2 separate regions of the Homo sapiens genome follow, and region 2 is linked to region 1. Evidence: chromatin loops called from intact Hi-C (ENCODE). Cell type or tissue: B cell. All regions are shown on one strand. Links, peaks and the distances in the headings refer to the core of each region. The heading gives the core; the rest is flanking DNA. Region 1 has its middle 19 kb from the start of DYRK2. Region 2 holds the start of IFNG-AS1 (IFNG regulatory antisense RNA 1).

Region 1 (10,982 bases), core at 1,230-9,229:
TCCTCTCATACCAATGCTGTATTATCCTTTCCTCCTTGCCTAATTTACAATGAGTGAAGAACCTGACAAACGTTTCATATAATATATGCTTTACAGAAAGAAAAAAATCCTTGATTGCTTTATTCTTGAGCCATGTGTCAGGCTGTGTGCGAAGTGTTTTGCCTGAACCATCTCCTTGACTCCTCACTGCAACCCAATGAGGCAGGTATATTATCCTGATTTCAGAGACAAGGAAATAGAGGCCTTGAATGGTTAAATAACTTGTTAGTAACTGGCAGTGAATGGATCTGGATTCAGGGACTCTGATGCCAGAGCTCACTTACCCACTCAGAACTTTGCACATATGCTGTGGGGGGGGGGCATGGAGGATGGGAAGGCCGCTATCTTCCACTACCTGCCCACACATTTTCATCTGACCTAACAGTGGCACATTCAGCTTCCCTGTTAGTACTTCTCCCTCTCCCACCCCCAATGGCTGGGGAATCCCATTCAATAGAAATCCTGACATCAGCACACCCAACCCAAGCAGATCTGAGATCTCTTCTTTTTTTACTCTAGGCTTGTTCCCATGCTGCTGTTTACTGGCTTGGTCCTTATTTTGTCTTCCCTTATGTGCTGTTTCTTAAACAGAATTGCTTCCTCTCACTACAGAGCTATTAAGACAACATTTGGAAAAAAAGGAAGTTAAGACCCAGAGAATTTATCCAAAGAAATGCTCTACCAAATATGAGAACTTGACTGGAATTATACATTTCTGATGTAATTCAGTCAAGCACAGTCATATTGGCATGTGGGAATGTTGACTAATAATCTAACTTGGTAGAGAGAAATGATCCAAGACTGAGAAATTACTGTATATTTCAGATCTTTGAAACAAACAAAAAAGTATCTATACCATGGGGTCAGATGAGTTTTTCCTCCTTGAGAAATGAAAAATCAACAAAATAATATAAATAAGATCAACAGAAAAGTAATAAGATGACCCTCCAAAGAGAAATAATGTTCTCTAACCTGGTAAAGCAATAGAAAAGAGAAAGACATCCTCTCCTTTTTTTTTTTTTTTTTTTTTTTTTTTTTTTAAAGTGTTTCACATAGAGCTAACTGGCAGCAAAGGGTGTCTAAAGAGACCATTTATGAAGAGTAAGTCGGGGGAAACACTAATATCCTGAAATCCTGCAAGATCTTGCAAAGTGCCAAAGAAATCACTGAGCAAACACATGGCTAGCTGGCAGCTGCCCTGGAGCACGTGGCAGTGTAAGAACTTCCTTCTTTTTTGGAGGACCACATTTTCAACAGCAGCTTCTGTCCCCAGGCTTACCACTTCTAACCTTTATGTCAGCAAATCTCCTCAAAGTTCACAAAGTAAGTCCTGCTGAAGTTCAGGTAAATGACCAACCTACATTCAGCAGCTTCCTCTTGAGCCAAGCTTTTCCAACATCACTTTTTCCTCCATAGCCCTCCCCATGCATCTTTTCCCCTAGTTGTTAAAAGTTTTCCTGAAATGATTTGGGATTAGTATAAAATGGGGGCGAGAGTGAAGTTTACTAAAATTATCCTTAATCTCTCTAACTTCGAAGTCATTTTCTATTTTCATTTCAAGCAATGAGGACTTTTTAAATTCCCTGAAGAACCTGAGGAAATTTTGATTTATCACTGATGAGACCAAACAAGAACCCTACTCACCTTTTGAAACTAATCTTGTGAAAAGACTAAGCCAGAAAATATAAATGCCTTCCCTACATTTAAAATACCATAACTCTGACTTTTTCAGAGGTCATCCAAATGTTAACATCAACGATCCAGAACACAGCTGAAGAGCAGAAGGGACTTTTTAAAGACTTGTAGATAAACACAATTGGTGTCACAAAATCCATGCATTGCAATCCATGAATTTTATTAATGAAAGAATCATCCATTCTTTTACTCAAAAACAATCCATAGCATGGTACAGTGGTCAGATGGCCTGAATACAGATTGTGTCTCCCCTACTTACTAATTATATGAACTTGGCAAGTTTCTCAAGCTCTTTGTGTCAGTTCTCTCACCTGTAAAATAGTATTTTCATTGTAGGGTTCATAGAGGATTAAATCAGATTACCTATTTAAAATTCACAGAACAGAACCTAGCACACAGAAAATGCACAAGTATGAGCTATTATTCTTTGATACACCTTCCTATTAAGCTTAGAAATCTGGTTTCTCAGGCCATTGCATGTTAGAGTTAGCAAATTAAGAAAGGTGGGAGGGTGATAGTAAAAGATCCACTGACTATTTTCAGTAAGGAAAGAGACAGAAAAATTGTCAAAAGCAAGCAAAGGATCTAAAAAGCATAGCTGCTTTAAGCCGTAGAGCACTGAAGTAAGATGCTCTAGACCAACAATAATCCTAAAGTGTTAATGCAACAGATGTGATGGATGATCTTTTGCAGTGATTAAGAAATAGTTCAGTTTTGCTCTTTATACTTAACTCTAATTTGTGAAGCAAGAAAGAGTGCAGTAATTTTATAAGTATCTTAATTAAAATACTTAAAACAATTTGGTTGCTTCTAAGGAGCATGTTTTAGTTATATTGAAAGTCTACTTCTTGGCATTTAACCTGCAGACTTAATGTGCCTGAATTAGGTAAGAAACCATTAATAACTTCAACAATACATGCATGTGTGAGCCTTTTAGTATGATAGAATATAAATGATTTTGAAATGTCAAATGATAATATATACAATAGTCTGACACTAGAGTCACAAATCCATCTGAAGATGTTGTACTCATTTAAACTTGTATTTATTACATCTAAGATGTATGCCTAACCCTGCACCAGGCATTGCAAAGAGGCACAAAAGATGTTTAAAATAAACTCCCTCTCCTCAACGAGCCCATCAGCCCATCCGGGCAATGAACACTGAACTCCACAGTGCTTTGTTTCCCTGGCTGCCTCCTGTGTTTATCCAAAGTGATTTGAAGGCTGTCTGAACTCTTGCTCTAGGCAGAATTGAGTGACACTCTGACACTTCCAGTTCATACTGTTTCCAGACTTCCGGAGCTTCTGCCATTACTTTATAGTCTTGCCCTGTTGGCTCCCTGCTCCTGCTGGGGGAACAAAAAGTCATTTTCCTGCCTTAACCATTAGCTGGTAAGGGTTTTAAGATATTACCCCCACTCTAGGAATGTCTATTCTCTCAATTAATTTAGAGGAGAAAAATGAAGACCCTCTCTCCTCCAAATCTATAGGTATAGGTAGAAATAAAGCCACCACAGGGCAAAAGATTCTTAGGAAATTTCCCTGGAAGATAGAACATTTCTCAGATTCCTCTCAAATCACAGTGCTTGAAGCATGGTCCAGAGGCCTGCTTAGGCTATGAGAATGAATCGAGTTTAAGCATTCCTTCAAATCTATCCAATTGTCTGGTATTCTTGCTTTTCAATGAAGATTTCCAGATAGAATGATGGAGAAAATGAGTTACTGGGAAAGACTATGAAATAGCCTTAGTCATAATGAAAATCTCTCCTTCCACTTGTTCATTTCAGTCAGAACCAGTCGTTTTCCATCAGCTTATATGATTTCTGAAACCCAACATCCTTCAGAGGAATATTCCAGGAGAATCTTATAAAATGTCAACCTATTTCAGAAGCAGCAGAGCGTAACTCTACCTTATTCCACATCATATTTAGTTTAATGGTGACTTAACTTTCAGAAGATTTATGCAAAAGTAGTAATAAAAGTTGACAACTTTCATTTGTAAAAATTCTGAAAAGGAAAGGAATTATTTTTATTCTATTATTTTGCTTTTCCTCTGCTAGTATTTGAATAACATGATTTCATACTGCAACAGAAGCTTCAGGTCATAAAAAAATGGTTTCTTCTGTTTCTTCTGTGTAGGGGAAATCATTGTCATAACTATGTAGGGATTTAATGGCTCAGTTTACTCAATAATTAAAACTGTTTGTATGTAAATGGCAAAGTTAGAAGTTGCAAAGTTAGAAATTACAGATCAAAAGCAGCCTGCAGATATGTTTTGTTTGGCTTCCACAGTGTTTTTTGAAAATGTGAACTAAATGCCAACATTTAAAAATCAGGAGATTTCATGTAAATATCCAGATTTCTGGCTTTTCTGGAAATAAGGCAAAATCTGTCTGCACTGTGCTTCCTCCTAGTCCTACTTGGCAACGGAGAACATCCCCCACCTTTTGTAGCTTCAGCCCTCCCCACTTCCCACCAGTGCCTGCCCTGCAGGTCACCGCAGTCCCCACCACTTCCTGTTATTGTGTGTGTGCTAGGCTGGCTTTACCCATTGACATTACCACCTTTCTCCAGCAGGCATTTAGATTTTTAATTTTACTGTAAGCTTTGTATTTCCTGAGATTTTCTCACCGCCATTTCTCTGTTGCTACAAATGTATCCTGACATTTCTTTCTTTTCATTTCTTATGCTCCATTTCTTGGTGCTACTGCTGAGACTAACAGAGGTCAATTGTAATTTGGGCATTCACGCTGAAGCCTTTCAAACTAGTTTGTGCATAAATACATACCTGGCACAAGAAACATTGTTTTCTCTTGTGCTTGAAAATCAAACCGATTTATACTTAGCACCGAAGAGTGCGAAGACCCTAAAACCACTGCCTGTGTAATAGCTCACTGCAGTAAAATCTTTGGTTTTACTCTTTGGTAACCTCTTGCAGCTTTTCTAGACAGAGTTAGCTCTATTTTGGGACTCTTTTTCTACATCAGAAGCACACAACTGATATCTTACTGTTACTAGTTTGCTTTTCCTGAAAGCAGTGTTGAGGTTCTGAACTTCTTGTAGAAGTTCATAAACATGGTTTGCACCAAGAAACAATTCAAATGTCTCATTACTACAGAAACACTCAGCTATAAGTAATATATTCAGAACAGAGATGATGCTTAAAGCAAACTCTTTCTTTGATATACTTTAAATATTTGTACCCTCTAAATTTTATGTTATAATTTGTTCCCCAATGTTGGAGGTGGGGCCTGGAGGCAGGTATTTGGGACATTCAGGATCTTTCATGAACATTTGTCCTTGCATAATAACTTAGTTCTCCCTCTGTTGGTTCCTGGGAGATCTGATTGTTAAAAAAGAGCCTTGCACCTGCCCCTCTCTCTCTCTTGCTTCCCTCCTCTTGCCATGTAATGCCCACTCCCCTTCCCCTTCTGCCACGATTGGAGGCTTCCTGAGGTCCTCACCAGAAGCAGATGCTGGTGCCATGCTTCTTGTACAGTCTGCAGAACTGTCAGCCAAATAAACCTGTTTTCTGTATAAGTTATTCAGTCTCAGGTAGTTATTTATATCAACACAAAGTGAACTAAGACATTATTCAACATCGCTGTTTAGATACCTGATAAATAAGGATATCGAACTTAACGTAGCCAGTATTGAACGTGTGATTTCTTCCTCTCTACCTCTGTTTTTCCCAATATGTGTTTCTTATCTCAGCAAATGGCAAGTCTAGACTTTCCATCACTCAAGCCAAACACTTGGGTGTCATTCTTGATTCTTCTCTCGCTCTTACACATCACATCACATCCATCTGCAAATCCTGTTGATTTTACACTAAAAAATATCCAGGATCCACCTACTTCTCACTACTGCCACAAATATCACCATGCTCAAAGGCACCATTATCTCTCCTCTGGATTACAGAAGTAGCCTCTTAACAGTAGGCATACTGATCTCTTCACAATGTAAGATCATGGCACTTCTCTTCTCAAAACTCCCCGACAGTTTCCCATTAGCCAGAGCAAAAGCCAAAGTCTCTGGAGTAGCTAAAAGCTCCTGTATAATTTATGTGCTCCTTTTTTGCCCCTCTGGTGGTTTGCCTTGTTTCGCCCTGCCTTGCTCACTTCGCTTCAGCCACATTGGCCTTGTTGCTGTTCCTCACACACACCGTGCATGCCCCGCCACACATGCCTTACCTGTTGCTCCTGTTGGTTCCTTTGCCTGGAGTACTCTTCCTCAAGAATGTCCTCCTTGCCTTCAAGTCTTTGCTAAATGTTGCCTTCTTTGTTTTATTTATTTATTTATTTAAGATATGATCTTGAGCTGTGTCCCAGGCTGCAGTGCGGTGGCGTGATCGTAGCTCATGAAGCCTCTAACAACCTCAAGGTGATCCTCCCACCTCAGCCTCTCAAAGTGCTGGGATTACAGCCATCCCAGCCTAAACGTTGCAGTCTTGCTCAGGTCTATTTAAAGGTGCAGTCTATTTAAAGCTGCATTCTCTTTAAAATTGCAGTGCTGCCTCTCAGACCCTAGCTTTATTTTCTTCTTCACACTTACCACCATATGACATTTTATTTGTACTCACTTGTTTTCTGTTGTCTCCCTCCATTAGAATGTATGCTTTTTGAGGTTGGAGACTTTTGTCATTCTCTTTTTTTTTTTTTTAACTGCTGCTTTTCAGTACCCAGAACAATGCCTGGGACATAAGAGTTCCTTGAAAAAATGTTTGATGAATGAATTAAGTAGAAATGCCATAGATGTAAACTTTTCTATTTTCAGAATTGAAATCTATAAAGAAGAATGCATGCTTCCAATCATGAGCATATTTATATGATCTTCAGAAGGATAGAGCCAACACAGAAAGATTTATTTCCTACATTCTCTGAACATGACCCATGATTCCTGATTTATCGAAGTTAAGCCCTGTTGTTGAATTCCAAACATGTGAAACCTCTAAATATGAACAAAGGAAAATTCACTATTTCAAGTTATGCCCTACTAAGGGGTAGAGGATTCACTTTAATATTATGGCGATTGTAAATAAGGCCCTTTGGAGAGGTACATTTAGGCCATTGTGGCTGTTGGGCATGTTTCTGCATCTGAGTTCTGTTAGGTTGGTGCAAAAGTAATTATGGTTTTTGCCCTTTAAGTGATGGAGAAAATTGCAATTACTTTTGCACCAACTACTTGATTAATTCAGTGGCGTCACTGATGGCTACATTTGTTTTAACATCTTACCATGCGTTAAGATGTTACAACTCTTAGGCCCATGTTACTTAAATGTTCCTTCTGAACCTGAAAAAAAGACCAAAAGAAAAAAAACCCACAATATAAAAATCTGTTACTTTAGTAGAAACAATTATAAAATAAAGCAAAATGGATAATATACTGGCCACATTAATGTTTCAATTAGCTATTAATTTCTTAGCACTAATTTAGATGTGGGTATAGTCACTGTTCATTGTATGTGCCATCAAAGTTGTGTTAAAATGCGATGCGATCAACTGTCTAATATTAATTCTGGAGTTGGCATTTACCCATTTCAGAGAATTTTTTTCATTCTGACTTTCCTTCAAAGCGCTTTACAAAGTACTCAATTTACAAAATGCAATGTTGTGTAGTATCATACAGGTAGTATTCTAAGGGCTTTATGTATCATAGCTGACTACAATGCTATGAAAGTGGAGAATTGTTATCTCTATTAATAGAGGAGAAAAACTAAGGCAAAAGGAGGTTTAAAAATTTGCCTAAGACTACAGACTTAGTTTCAGTGCCTGGTTTGGACCCAGCTAGAGTTCATGTTCTTAATAATTACAATAAAAAAAAGAGAATAATACAAAAATAGAACCCAAATAATTGCGGTATTTATAAAGTTTTATTCATAGGTAGTAAGAATGTTCTACAGGAGACAAAGAAAATCTATCTCTTGCAGAGTCAAAAGCACTATTGTGAATTTGACCTTTGAACAGAGAGAACCAATCAAGAACGTACAAATCTGAACCCAAGTAATATAATAAAGTCTTATGAAAATCCCTTTCCTCTTCCCACAATTCTCAACTCTGATAGGAAATCCCAGAAGTGACTAAATACTGTGCAACATCAGAAAAAGGGTATAAGGGCAGAGCAGGATAGTCTGTCCTGAAGATTGTTTTACTGAAGCCAGTACAAAGACTCTAATGACAACACTGGGCACATGGAAAAGTGGAGTATGGGGCTGCTCCTCACACCTGCACTGCAGTGATGACAAAATATGACACCCACAAGAGGGTGGCTGTCCTTTCCAGGCAGGAAAGGCCTAGAGCTCATAAAGAACATAGCTTTGCCTCTTCATAAATTCTAGTCACATGCATCAAACATGCTTTCAGAATACATATGAACTTGCTTCTGCTGCACACTTATGAAGCAACCACCAAGTCTCCCAACCTTAGAAGTTGCAAATGTATTCCTTTTCATTCTCAGTAAGCTTTTAAAATATTTTTTTCCCTTGGTGTCCAATGTAAACATATTGCAATTAACTTTGGGAAAAAAAACAAGATTCTTTAAATATATTGCATTCATATGCTTAAAATGTAGGTTACCAATATAGTTTTAATTTTTTATAGGTATGTCTATGAAAAATTTTTATGTTCTAATTTTCCCAAAAGCACAAAGGAGGGATGCTTTGCTTGTAATAAGGGCTCATTTAATGCTTGTTAAATTGAACACAAACCTTGAGAATCAGGGGACATGGTGCTCTTTCTAGGATGTAAATCTAGTATGCCACACCTCTATTTAAATACTTACATGGTCCCTACTGCTCTAAAGATAAAGGCCAAATTCCTTAACACAGATTTTAGGGTAAGCAGGAGCCACATCCTACCACATGCTACCTCCTTTACCTGGAATGCCTTCTGCACCTTCTCCCCAACACATCATCTCACCTCTCAGTCTTTCCTGACCATCCCCTAGTAAGAACGGGTTGGATGCTGTATTAGTCAGAGTTTTCCAAAGAAACAGAATCAATAGGATATTTATATAGATATAGAGAGATTTATTATGAGAAATTCGCTCATGCAATTATGGAAGCTGAGAAGTCACATGATCTGCCATCTGCAAGCTGGAGACCCAGAAAGCCAGTGGTATAGTTGCAGTCCAAACCCAAAGGCCCAAAAACTGGGGGCTGATGATATAATTCCTGGTCCAAGTCTGAAGGCCTGAGAACCAGAAGTGCTGATAGTGCTGATGTCTGAGGGCAAGAGAAAATGAATGTTCCAGCTCAAGTAGAAAGAGCAAATTTGCCCTTCCTCCTCCCTTTTGTTCTCTTTGAGCCCTCAACTGATTAGATGATTCCACACTGGGAGGGCAATCTTCTTTACTCAGTCTACCAATTCAAATCCTAATCCCTTCCAGAAACACCCTCACAAACACACCCCAAAATAATGTTTTACCCACTGTTTGGGCATGCATCCCTTAGCTCATCAAGTTGACACATAAAATTAACCATCAGAAGTCCATCCCTTGTCAACTTGTTTCTTATAAACATCTCTTTAAACCATACTTGATCTCCAAATAAAGACAACTAGGTCATAATTTCATTTAATCTGATACTACTATCCAGCATACAACAAAAATGTACAAATCCCTTTCCTAGAATAGGAGGTAAAGTCTTTAACTGATATATTTACTCTTCCCTAATATCCTGTGACTTAAATACCATGATGTAAAATTAATAATACTAAAATACTGATGTAAAGTTAATACATCTTATGCTACATGATAAGTGGATAAAAGAGGAATAAAAGAGGAAAGAAAACAAATATACTTGTAACAAAATAAGGATAAAATACTTATGACAATTACAGTCTTCATTTTTGTAACTGGTCACATGGCCATAGCTGGTATTGATAACTGCCTTCTTCTACTACCCATTCTGTATTCCCTTTGCCTTCAACAAGCACCTCAGCTGATTATGTTTCTTTATGGGGTAGGGGTGACTCAGATCTTTATTCCTGAAGAGTCTGGGCCATTCATAGTCCTGCCTTCGTTGGATTGTTATAGTTTCCCACTGACTTTAATCAAAGGTCATGGCAATAATAAAAGATTCTCTAGGGCATAGCCTGTATTCCAGACATACTCTTCTTTATGTCCATTGTGGAGCAGTAGTCCACTTCTCTCTTGGTATTCAGAACAGTTACCTCAGCCAGCACTGTAACTCCCTTCTTGGTCTGTTGATTCAGAGGAATGAGGAGACCAAAGAGACTGGGTGGGTCTTAACTTCCACTTCAACGAAATCATTGTTGTGTCTTCTGGTAGAAGCATTCCTCTCTCTAGAACTATGAACTCTAGGTCAGCAGAGCATAAAGTCATGGGAACAGGAAGCAAAAATTTTATTAGTCCCTATGGGTAACAGTAAGTGGTGCCACTTCCATTTTCACCCCTTGATTCCTAGACCTGTGAATCCTGACTACCAGAAAAACAGCAGCATATATTGGATGCTGATTTAGAGCATATTCTGAAGATCCTTGCCCCAGCCCTGGTAGTATTGCCACCTAGCTTGATGCCAGATGAATCTTCGAAAGACCATTCTACCATTCTATCAAGATAGCTGCTGCAGGATGGTGGGTAAGACCAGGGAATTTCATGAGCACGGGCCCATTGCTGCACTTCTTTTGCTGTGAGGGTAATTTCTTGATCAGAAGCAATGCTGTTTGAAATAACATAGTAGTGGATAAGGTATTCTGTAAGTCCACAGATGGTATCTTTGTCAGAAGCATTACACTCAGCAAAGGCAAATCCATATCCAAAGTGTCTATACCAGTAAGGACAAAATGCTACACCTTCCATGATGGAAGTGGTCCAGTGTAATCAACCTGCCACCAGGTGGCTGGCTGACTCTGGAGAATGACGCTATGTCAGGGGCTCAGCGTTGGTCTCTGCTGTTGGCAGATTCGGCACTGAGTGGTGCCATAGCCAGGTTGGCCTTGGTGAGTGGACATCTATGTTGCTGAGCCCACATATAACCTCCATTCGTGCCACCATGGTTATTTTGTTCGTGAGGTCATTGGGTGATGACGGGGGGGGGGTGGATGGAGAAATAGACTATCAGGTGCCAATAGAACCCTATCGACTTGGTTCTTAAAGTCCTCCTCTGCTGAGGTCACCCTTTGGTGGACATTTATATGGGACACAAATATCTCCCCCTGCCTTCAGAGAGGTCTATCCATATACCTCTTCCCTAGATTTCTTTGTCACAATTTTCCTATCATGTTC
Region 2 (10,982 bases), core at 1,828-9,827, 360 kb before region 1:
ACCAACACTGGTTAATAAAGCATTCATTTAACTCATTCTCTGTTATAGCTCCCTCTACTGAGGGCCATGGCTCTTCTCTGAAGGAGGGGCAGGAAGCTTGTTGTCACTGTATGAAGGTGCAACTGAGTTCTTTAGCCAAAGGACAACCCCAATTCAACCTGTGTACAACAACTCTCCTGTGATGATGACTGCCTTCCTCTACTGACATGCCTCCCAATGCTTGGAAGGTTAAATTATTCCCCATGCCACAATGAGTGGGGTTTTGGGGGGAACATGATGGTACTAACCATCAACCTTAAGAAAATAATAACTTGTTATTACTGAGACCCTCTGCCCTTTATGCAAATAAACCACAGCAGGCTACCATTTAGACATACTTGTACATGTCTAAATTTACTAAACGTATGTTTAAGAAATATATGTGGAAAGTTACAATTCTGTTATTTTCCCAAACCTATGTTCAACTCAGAAAGAGTTTGCAAAAAGAAAAATAAAAGGAAAGTCAAAAGAAAAGTAACTGAATATATTAAATTTCTTTATCAAGCCTCCATACTATAAGACTATGTCTTCTTAGAACTTTGTTACATTATCTTTTTTATTAATAAGTGCCTTTTGTTCTAATCATTTTAGGTCATAAAAATAATATATGTTCATGGTAGAACTATTGGAAAATCAGAAATATATTTTTAAGTGTTTAATAATTCATGATCTCTTCACTGGAAGATATTCATTGTTAGCATTTTGGTATATTTCTTTTATCTAGATAGATTGATGAGAAATAGATTGAAAGATAGAGATGGAACTGTTTTTGATATGCACATATACATATAGTTTATTTCCACTGCCTGAGCTTTATCTCATGAACATTTTTCAGATCACTTAAGATTCCTCAATGACCTTTTATAAATGGTTTAAGATGTGTATTTTATAACTATATAGTGTTCTATTTAATGATCTGACAGAGTTAGATATTTTGATGCTTTCACTGAGATGAATGCCAGATTGCTCTTCTAAATCCTGTCCGAGTGAAAGAAGAAAGTACATCATGAACTGCGTAAAAAACAGAGGGTGATTTTCTAAAGAAACAGAGGAACTTTCATCTGCCCAATGAAATTCAGAAATTAAAAAATAAAGAAAAAGAAATTCTTTTCTGTAAAAAGCCCCAGAACCTTGATGCTTATCAGAGATTTATCAAAGTGATTCGAGCCTAATGGGGACCTGTTTGTGTCTGAAATCCCTCAGCACTGCACAAGGACAGGAAAGTGACAAGAGGACATATTTCTCAGATTTTCGGCTACTTCATTTTCTTAAGTCAAGCTGCAAATATCACAAATATAATTTTGCATGCAGTATTTTGGCTGTTCATGGTGGTTATCAACTGGTGGGAGGACCAAAGGGAAAGAAAATGGGATACGAAATCAAGGGATGTTTTCTGAACCTTAAAGTTGGCACAGTGATATTATCTCTACTTTTGCAAACAATTTACCTTTCATTGTTACTGTGCAAAGTCAACACTTGCTTTGAGATATATTTACTCAAAGAAAAACAGTGTCTAATTTGGTAACCAAAATACCATAAACTGAAAGGAATTAGATTAGTCCTAAAAGGAACTAGACTGGGCTATGCAGCAAGAGAAATAGAGATTTTACTTCAGTATTCTGTACAATGGAGCATAAAAGGCTTTTATAGCATGTAAACATACATTAAAATAGTATACCTATCAAATTGAAAAGGATTAAAATGTTGCACGTGGGCAAGGATGTAGAGAATTGGAAGCTGTCACTGTTAGAAAAGGACAGAGCAGTTATATAATACCTTCCAAAACTAACAGTATATGTGTCCTCCAATGGCTCCTAGGTAAGCTTTGACCTATGTGGAGGAAACACGTGAGAGGGCTATGTTGCAACATTATTCGAGATAGAAAGATCTTTTAAACAACCCAAGATTCCACTAACAAGAAAATAGATTGATAAATTTTGGAATAATGATTCAGTGGAATACTATGTAGCAGTGAAAATAATGTGTATCAACATGGATAAACCTCAACAATTTAATGGTGAATTACCAAAGCCAGATATTAAAAGAAATGCAAAGTATGATACCATTCATATAACATCTAGGGACACAAAACAATACTCAATATTATTTGTAGGTGTCTATGGAGCATAAATACAGAAACATCACGGGAAGATAAACATCAAATTCAAAATGTGTTTACTCCTGGATACAGAGACAGAGAGAAAGAGAAAGAGAGAGAGAGGAAGAGAATTGGCTTGAAAGGTAGTACATAATTAGAGTCAACTTTAACCTTTCTTTCCTTGTGAAAAATCTGAAATAACTATGAGAAAATAACTAAGAGCAATAACATGTAACAAAGCTGGATGACAAGCATATGGACACTTATTATTTCATTCTAGATAATTTTCTCTATCCTTGAGCTATTTCATTTAAAACAAACTTTTCAAGGTCACAGAGCTAAGAGATGGCAGAATTTGTTTGGTTTTGTATTAGGAAGTCTTGTTTTTTGAACCTGTTTAAGAGACTTCCAGCTATTTAAAAGAGAGGAGTCATGTGAGGGCATAGTTGCAGTACGAAGTACTGACTGAGACCTCCCTGGTGCGGAGAAGCCAAAGAGCCTTGGCAAAAGTTCTGGGTTTAACATGGCCCATCTTGCGGGCTTTCCTTTGAAGATGCTTTGCCCATTGGATCAGCAGTCTTAGCTACTAAAACTTTCCCACAAGTGATCTTATTATCCTCATTCATTAAGGTGGCAAGAAACAAGATTTTCTCTAGCACTCACATGTGCATCGGGGGTCTGTCTGGATCTAGCCACAGTCGAGCATCCCCTGGTCTCCTGAGTGTGCCCTGTGAACTGCTCCCCCTCATCTCTACCTTCTTAGGTTCTGCCCATTTTCTAGAGCCAGCCACACCTCTCAACCCCACGGGGGCTTTCCCAGATGCTCCAACCCTATGCAGTCACTTCCTTTTCAGAACCATTATAGCAGCTCATCTGCCACTTAGCATGTGCCGTCTTTTATTTCAGATCTTCTTAAAACCTAATAATCAATACACTTTAAAGCTAGGAGCAGTTTTACAGAACACATAATCCAATTTCCTCTTTTTGCTAATGAGAAAATGGAAACCTAGAGATACTTGGTAAATAATAGGACCAAGTCTAGACTCCATCCCTCCTTTGCCATTATCTGGTATCATTTTACTGTGATATGTGTGTGTCCCGAGAGGATGTCAGGTTCTTTCTGGACAGCAACTTGTTTGAAACTATAGCATGTTCATATTGGATCTTTAATAGCCATATGCACATGGTGACATGGTGCTTCACCAAACCACATAGGGCAGGTGGAAGATAAATAATTTCTTGTGTAGAACAGAGTTTAAAGTTAAAAAAAAATTATTTATGTAGCGGTGGCTCATGCCTGTAATCCCAGCACTTTGAGAGGCCGAGGCGGGCGGATCACGAGGTCAGGAGTTTGAGACCAGCTTGGCCAACATAGGGAAACCCCATCTCTACTAAAAATACAAAAAATTAGCTGGGCATGGTGACAGGCACCTGTAATCCCAGCCATTGGGAGGCTGAGGCAGGAGAATCACTTGAAGTCAGGAGGCGGAGGTTGCAGTGAGCTGAGATCGCGCCACTGCACTCCAGCCCGGTCGACAGTGCGAGACTCCATCTCAAAAAAAAAAAAAGTATTAATGTATTTCAAACCCTTAGGTGTATAAAGTTTCCTTTAAAAAAGGATTAGAAAGCTTCTATTGGTCATATAAGATGTTCAGATGTTTCTATTTTTGTTACTACAAGCAAAACAAAGCTAATCGCTCTTAACTTTGTTCCCTTAATTCACTGCCAAAGGTGAGCTCAGAGAGGATTTATATGGACCAGTTCTGACCATTGTAGGTTAAAGACATTTCTTTGAATTTCAGCTGAGAAACATTCTCCCATGCAGCCCTTTTACCAGTTAAGTTGAATAAGCTTGACTTTGTAGATATTGTTTTTAGTTTCATTTCAGAAAAAAAGAACATTAAGAAGTCAATTTAATAAGCAAAATTATTTACGTGATTTAACTTAATTTGGCAATATGGCTGGGAAAATACAGAACAAAACAAAAGCAAATGTAAGAATACATACTTGGAACTGAACCAGTAGTGTTAGCAGTAATTATGCAATTAGTAGTTTTAATTACAATTAAAAAATCACCCTAAATTATCCAAGACCTATGATATGTGACATGGCACTCACCACCTTGAACAACTTCTCTGAATTCATTTTAAAACTGAGTACGGCGCCCATGGCATTTTCTTCCCAACTCATCCACCTGTGACCATGTTAAGAAGAAATTCCCTAGAATAGTTCAATCAAAGCTTACTGTGAACACTCTCACAACTTAATCAATGTTCTACATGTTCATTTCAAGGTTATTCTGAGATCTCAGGAAGGGTTTGTGAGCTTCCTGAAATAGAAGAAGTCTCAGAGGAATTCATCCCCCTGAGCTCAGTGGAGACATTCCAGCCATGCGGGTCTCCTTCCTCCTCTCCACCCCAGCCTTCCTCCTTCTTCTTCCTCCCTCACAGCAGAGATATGACAAACACCACCCACTTACAGTTGGTTCTCCTAATTCCACCCACAGGAGCTAAAAACCTAAAGAAAACACATTTATTTGTTTAAAAATGTAATTTACAAACAGCATTTTCATGAAAAATGTTCTCACCCTCGTTGTGCTAGTTCGTTGTATCTTTTTCTTCCAGGCTTATTCCTTCCCAAATGACTACAGTTTTTGCTGGCATTTCTCTGAAGGTATACTTGAGATCTCTTTAAGAGTCAGAAAAGCTACCTGAAATTGCAGGCAGCTTCCTGTTGGGCTCACGTTTTGCAGAATCCACGCTTGGTGTGCAGAAGGTGGGCAAGGTGTTTGAAAAAACAGGAAGCACCTGTGAATGTGTGAATTTATTTCTGGAAGCAGAAGGCTCCCTCTGAGATGGCTCTAGATGCTTCCTGCTGTTCCACCTATGAGCATTTTGCAAGGCCTTTCAGTACTTTGGGGCTATGAACAGGCTTCCGAATGGCAGGATTATTTGGAAAATCTGGGACACGGTGGGAATTCTGTTTTTTTAATGCAACTTTTCTGTTTTTTTCATGCAACTTTTTTCATGCAACTTTCTTTTTGGGGGATATTGGTTGATATGCGTGGAAATGAAGGTAGACTTTTAATTGCAATGGGGAAGTTAAAACCAAATGAGAATTAGAGATGTATGTAGCTTTATAAGTGATTTTGCTTTCATAAGATCATGTTTGTACTCATTGATTCCTTTACTCAGTAAACAGTATTGAGTGCAAGGCACTGAGATACTCCCTAGGAATCCACCGGAGACAAAACAGTGGTTGTGTGAAGTTTCAGTCCCCTGTTTCAGTCCCAAAATCACCTACAAGAAAGTGTTGTATTTCAAATTTGCATTTTTATATTTGCATGTGTCTGTATGATTTAGTGATGTGTTTAATTGAAATGCTACTGAAATAAGTCTCCTCCTCTGTATGAGGTACTCTAAACTACTGTTGGTGGCTGGCTATTCCAGCTTGGGCAGCCCCTGCCTGCCTTTTCAGGTCATGCATTTGGTGACATTAGTGGCTAATTAGGTTAATCCTGTTCCTTGACTGGAGAGACCACAGCTAATTGCTATCCTGTAAATACACTCTTGGCTGTAGATAAACTGGACTGCAACATGTGTCTGGATTCTTGAAGACCTATTACCAGTCTTTGAGGAAAAAGTGTCAACAGCTTCTGTTCTACAGTTTTCAGTAGCTTTATTTTCATATCTGAGCAAAATCTGGCACAGAGTAAAGAATACAGCTCCCTCCCTCTTTTATATGTGTGTGGCCTCAACAGGTCACGTTGCAGCCAGTTTGAAAATCTCCAAGTAAACAGTGCTGATTTGTTGGTAGACTACGCTGGAGAAAATGCAGAGGGGCTGGGGAGAAAGAAACCTGGGTCTAAAGTTTAGCTCTGCCACTTACTAGCTATGTGAACTTGGGCAAGTCATTTAGCATTTCTCCAAGACCACCTTTTTTTCATGTGAATGGAAATAATTCTCATACTTACCCAAGCAAGTATCATGAGGACAAATTATATAAAGTTTATAGAACATTATATAATATACATCCCCAGGTTCTAGAGATGGATTAGGGTTTGAGCCAAGAGGCATGGGTTTGATCTTGGAAAGGTCATCCTGGCCCTCTGTGCCCAAGACACCTCTAGCATAAAGATTGAACATGTCCTGTATTGGGCTCCTACGGATTTACTGAGCACCCATATATGGTAGTCACTGAGCCAGAGACTATTGACACAGATAGAAGTGTCGGGTTCCTGTCCTCAACACAAATGAGGTTCCTCTATTTTATATCCGTTATTGGAAAAGGAGAGGGAAGATTTTCTAAGGTTAGAATGAAATCCTAAAGTAATTAACTGACTGCCAATCATTGTTAAAGGGCACTTTCCATATTGTGTTATCAAGAGCACTGGCAGGCACGGGCAGACCAAGGCCTTGACTGGCTCTTCCACTTCTTAGATGGGTGACTTGGGGCAAGATACTTCGTTTTGTTAAATCTCAGTGTTTTTTGCAAAATGTGGGCAATAGGAGCACGTTCCTCACTTGGTTCTTGAGAAAATTAATTGAATTAATAGGAGAGAAAGAGAAAGAGGGAAAGAGAGAGAGAGAGAGAGAGAGATTTTCTGTCTCCAACATATGCAAATTCTATTTGCATATGTTGATACATTAGTCTGTTTTCCCACTGCTATAAACACCCAAGACTGGGTAATTTAAAAGGAAAGAGGTTTAATTGACTCACAGTTCCACATGGCTGGGGAGGACTCAGTAAATCTACAATCATGGTGGAAGGAGAAGGGGAAGCAAGCACCTTCTTCACAAGGCAGCAGGAAAGAGAGAGAGAGAGTGAAGGGGGAAGAGTCCCTTATAAAACCATTAGATCTTGTGAGAACTCACTCACTATCAGGAGAACAGCATGGGGAAACCGCCCCCATGATCCAGTCATCTCCCACTAAGTCCCTCCCCGACATGTGTCAGTCAGTATATTAGGCATTGGAGATACAAAGACAAAAGAAAATTCTGGACTTCAGTTGAATTACAAAGGAAAGCATGAATAAGCAAATTGATTAGTACATGATGAATGTTATAAGGAAAGCCTGGAAAAGGTCTCAAGAACAAGAGGAGAAATTTTACTATTCTACCTGGAGGAGGTAAAGTGTTAAGAATTTATGATTAAAGGTGTTCCTAAAGGTGGACCTCAGAGGCCAAAAAAAAAAAAAAAAAAAAAAAAAATAGGGTAATCAAGCTGTCCTCTTATCTATTATCCCATGGGAAACACTGACCAAACAGGAGGGATTTCAGGACATCATTTCCTAGTCAATGACATCTGGGATTTTCTCAAGTTACTCAGCAACAGACAAGTGGTTGAGATGAAACAGGCATGCTTGGGTTTGGAGAACCTCATGCTTTATAAACTATGAGCCAAACTATTTTTCTGATTTCTCTTGGTTTCAGGTTTCTCATATATAAAGTGAAGACAGTGGTGCCATACTTTCAGGTTATTGTGGGATAGAAGATAATATGCCTGACACACAGTAGGCACCCAGTATGTGTTAATGAATGTTTCATCTGTAAGATAAAAGTTGTCTTGTCAGAGAATATAAAGGGTTTTCTAAAATTTGTGTTTTATTAGTTTTTTAAAATTTGTTTTGCTTGTAAAGACAAATCTCTCACCAATGCATGTGATTTCACCTCCTCTTATCTCCTCTGGACTCTACTATGCAAACATTTCCTTTATTTTATTTTCAACCAGGCTTATGACTAGTAGGTAGTAGCACAGTGATCCTGCCTTTACTTCCCCTCCGCCATCTCATTCCCTTCACACTTCAAAATCAGTTGGGGGTTGTTAGGGGCTGAATTGTGTCCCACCTCCTGCCCTGCAAATTTATATGCTAAAGTCTGTGTTGGTCAGCGTTCTCCAGAGAAACAGAAGCAATAAGATATAGATTAAAATATAGATATATAAAAACAGCTTTATTATGAGGGCTTGGCTTGCGTGATTATGAAGGATAAGAAATCTCACCATTCTGCCATCTGCAAGCTGAAGGCCCAGAAAGCTAATGGTATAGTTCCAATTCAAGCCCACAGGCCAGAGAACCAGGACAGCCAATGGTGTAAGTTCCAATTTGAGTTCGAAGGCCCAGAAACTAGGAGCACTGATGTCCAAGGGCAGAAGATGGATGTCCCAGTGGCTTGGATGCCCAACCACACTGGGGAAAGTGGTTCTTCTTTGCTCAGTTTATGAATTCAAATGTTAATCTCTTCCAAAAATACCATCATGAACACAACCAGAAATAAATTTTCCAGCTACCTGGGCATCCCTTAGCTCAGCCAAGTTGACACATAAAATTAGCCATCACAAGTTTTTAACACCTGTGCCTCTGAATGTGACCTTATTTGGAAATAGGATCATCAGATATGTAATTATATTAAGGTCATACTGGAGTATGGAGGACTCCTAATCCAATATGACTGGTGTCCTTACATAGAGGGTAATGAGGATGCAGACACACATGCAGGAAGAATGCCATGGAAAGATAAAGGCAGTGACTGGAGTGATGTGTCTATAAGCCAAAGAATGTCAAGCTGGGCCAGGCCAAGGTAGCTCATGCCTGTAATCCCAGAACTTTGGGAGGCTGAGGCAGGAGGATCGCTTCCACCCATGAGTTTAAGACCAGTGAAGGGAATATAGTGAGATATCATCTGTACAAAAAAATTTAAAAATTAACCAAGCATGGTGGTGCACACCTGTAGTTCCAGCTACTCAGGAGGCTGAGGTGGGAGGATCACTTGAACCCAGAAGGCAGGGGTTGCAGTGAGCCGGATCATGCCACTGCACTCCTACTTGGGTGACAGAGAGAGATCCTGTCTCAAAAGAAAAAAAAAAAGAAGAATGACAAGATGGTCAGCAAATCATCAGAAGCTAGGAGCAAGGCATGGAACAGATTCTTATAGCCCTTAGAAGAAATGAAATCTGTTGACACCTTGATTTCAGATATCTGGATTCCAGAACTGAGAGAGGGTACATTTCTGTTGTTTGTGCCTCCAAGTTTGTGGCAGCCCTAGCAATTAATACAGGGCTCCAACAGAAGCTGGATGCATGGGGATCAGGGTCTTGAAAGACTAGTAATACTCAGGCATTGAGTTAGATCAATTAGGGGACCCAATTCTCCATCCCTCCCTGTATCCATACTTTTTGCCATGTAACTGTGCCACTCCTCCCACTCGAAGTAGTAACTTTCTCTGCCCCTTGACTTAGTGACTTGCTTTGGACCATGAAATGTGAGCAGACATGACATGGCATTGGTCCCGAGCCTAGTGATAAAGGCAGTGATTAGAGTGATATATCTATAAGCCAAAGAATGCCAAGCTGGGCCAGGCCATGGTAGCTCATTCTTGTAATCCCAGCACTTTGGGAGGCCAAGGCAGGAAGATCGCTTGAGCCCATGAGTTCAAGACCAACAAAGGCAATATAATGAGACATTGTCTCTACCAAAAAATTTAACTATTAGCTAAGTATGGTGGCACATGCCACCTTGAGAGGGCTTGTTTTTTCCTACTTTTCCTATTGCCATAGTCAACAGAAGACAGTGCTCCATTTTGCCTATTGGTCTCAGGAAGAGCATGAGGATCTCCTGGAGCAGAGTAACCTCAGCAAAGGTGTCTCCATTAACTTTCAATTTTGTGAAAAATAAATATTTACTTTTTAAAACCATTGAGATTTTGAGGTTTGTAATGCAGCAATCATTGACTAATTCAGCTGCTTTCATTTTCTCAGTTTCTTCTAGTCTAGTTTTGCCTATTGAATATTATATTTTATTATTAATTTTATTTCATGTTTACCAAGAAGGCATTACAAACTATTAATTATTAAAAGGCAGCATTGGGTCAGATAGAGATAAGAACTAATGTACTGAATGATCTCTTAGAGTTTCTGCCAATATCTATATATCTTGGGCTCTTAAATGTTGAATGCAATAAGAGCTTTAGCATCTTAAATTTTCAGTGTGGAAAGAAAGTTGGTTATTTGAAAAATTTTTGTAAAATACCCAAATGTGAACTCAATTGTGCTATTTAACTTCTCTAAACCTCAGTTTCCTCATTTATAACATGAAAATAATAATATTGACTTATAAGGATTCCTGTGGGTATAAAATTTATTATCATGTTAAGTGAGAATGATAGTAGATAAGCTGGGTCCAGTTTTCAAAGATGTCTTCAGGCTGCAATGGCAAGAAAGCTAATAAGATCGGTGGTGGAGACAAAGCTATGTGTCTCCCATAGCATTTCCTCTTTCTGGAAATTCATGGAAATCTACTGTTTTAGCTAATGAAATATGTAACCCAGAGTTGGCCTTTAAAATCAGAGCGACACTCCAGTCCTCACTTCCACAACTCCAAGTGACCCTTGGAGCCATGGGGACCTAATAGCTTGGCTATGAGATGGACAATGGTCTTCAGACTCTCATCCAATGGGGGGGTTGAGCAAATAAACTGTTACCATGGTTGAGTTTTGGGGGTTTGTTTGTTGGGGCAATGTTTTAGTCCCTTTGTACTGCTATAAAGGAATACCTGAGGCTGGGTAACTTATAAAGAAAAGAGGTTTGTTTGGATCACGGTTCTGCAGGTTGTACAAGAAGCATGGCACCAGCATCTGCTTTCTGGTGAGGGCTTCAGGCTGCTTCCACTTATGGCAGAAGGTGAAGGGGAGCCAGGGTGTGCAGAGGTCACATGGTGAAAGAACAAGAGAGAGATGGAAGGTGTCAAGCTCTTTTTAAAAACCAGCTCTCGGAGAACCCTCTTGGGAACTAATATAACAAGAACTCACTCATTAACAGGAGGAAGGCACAAAGCCATTCAGAAGACATC

Evidence for each region. A loop is a pair of places that touch in the nucleus more often than their neighbours do. Peaks named below come from ENCODE experiments on the same cell type or tissue, not always from the same donor. Only the 100,000 strongest peaks of a DNase experiment are listed, where the experiment ranks them.
Region 2: it touches region 1 in a loop (8-fold over the local background); 2 of 110 quality-filtered maps call a loop at or near these places.

Annotation. Positions count from the first base shown.
Region 1 is chr12:67,624,183-67,635,164 of GRCh38, reverse strand. No RefSeq gene overlaps it. Among named protein-coding and RNA genes, the nearest start is that of DYRK2, 19 kb to the left of the region's middle. In B cell, for the core only: no CTCF peak of the experiment used is centred there; DNase peaks (open chromatin) are centred at 1,264 and 4,244; H3K4me3 peaks cover 1,423 bases; H3K27ac peaks cover 3,852 bases.
Region 2 is chr12:67,983,322-67,994,303 of GRCh38, reverse strand. IFNG-AS1 (IFNG regulatory antisense RNA 1) reads right to left here and starts at 4,857. Exons shown (of 4, transcript NR_104125.3): 1 at 4,725-4,857. In B cell, for the core only: no CTCF peak of the experiment used is centred there; DNase peaks (open chromatin) are centred at 2,953, 4,633, 4,913 and 5,333; H3K4me3 peaks cover 4,287 bases; H3K27ac peaks cover 5,309 bases.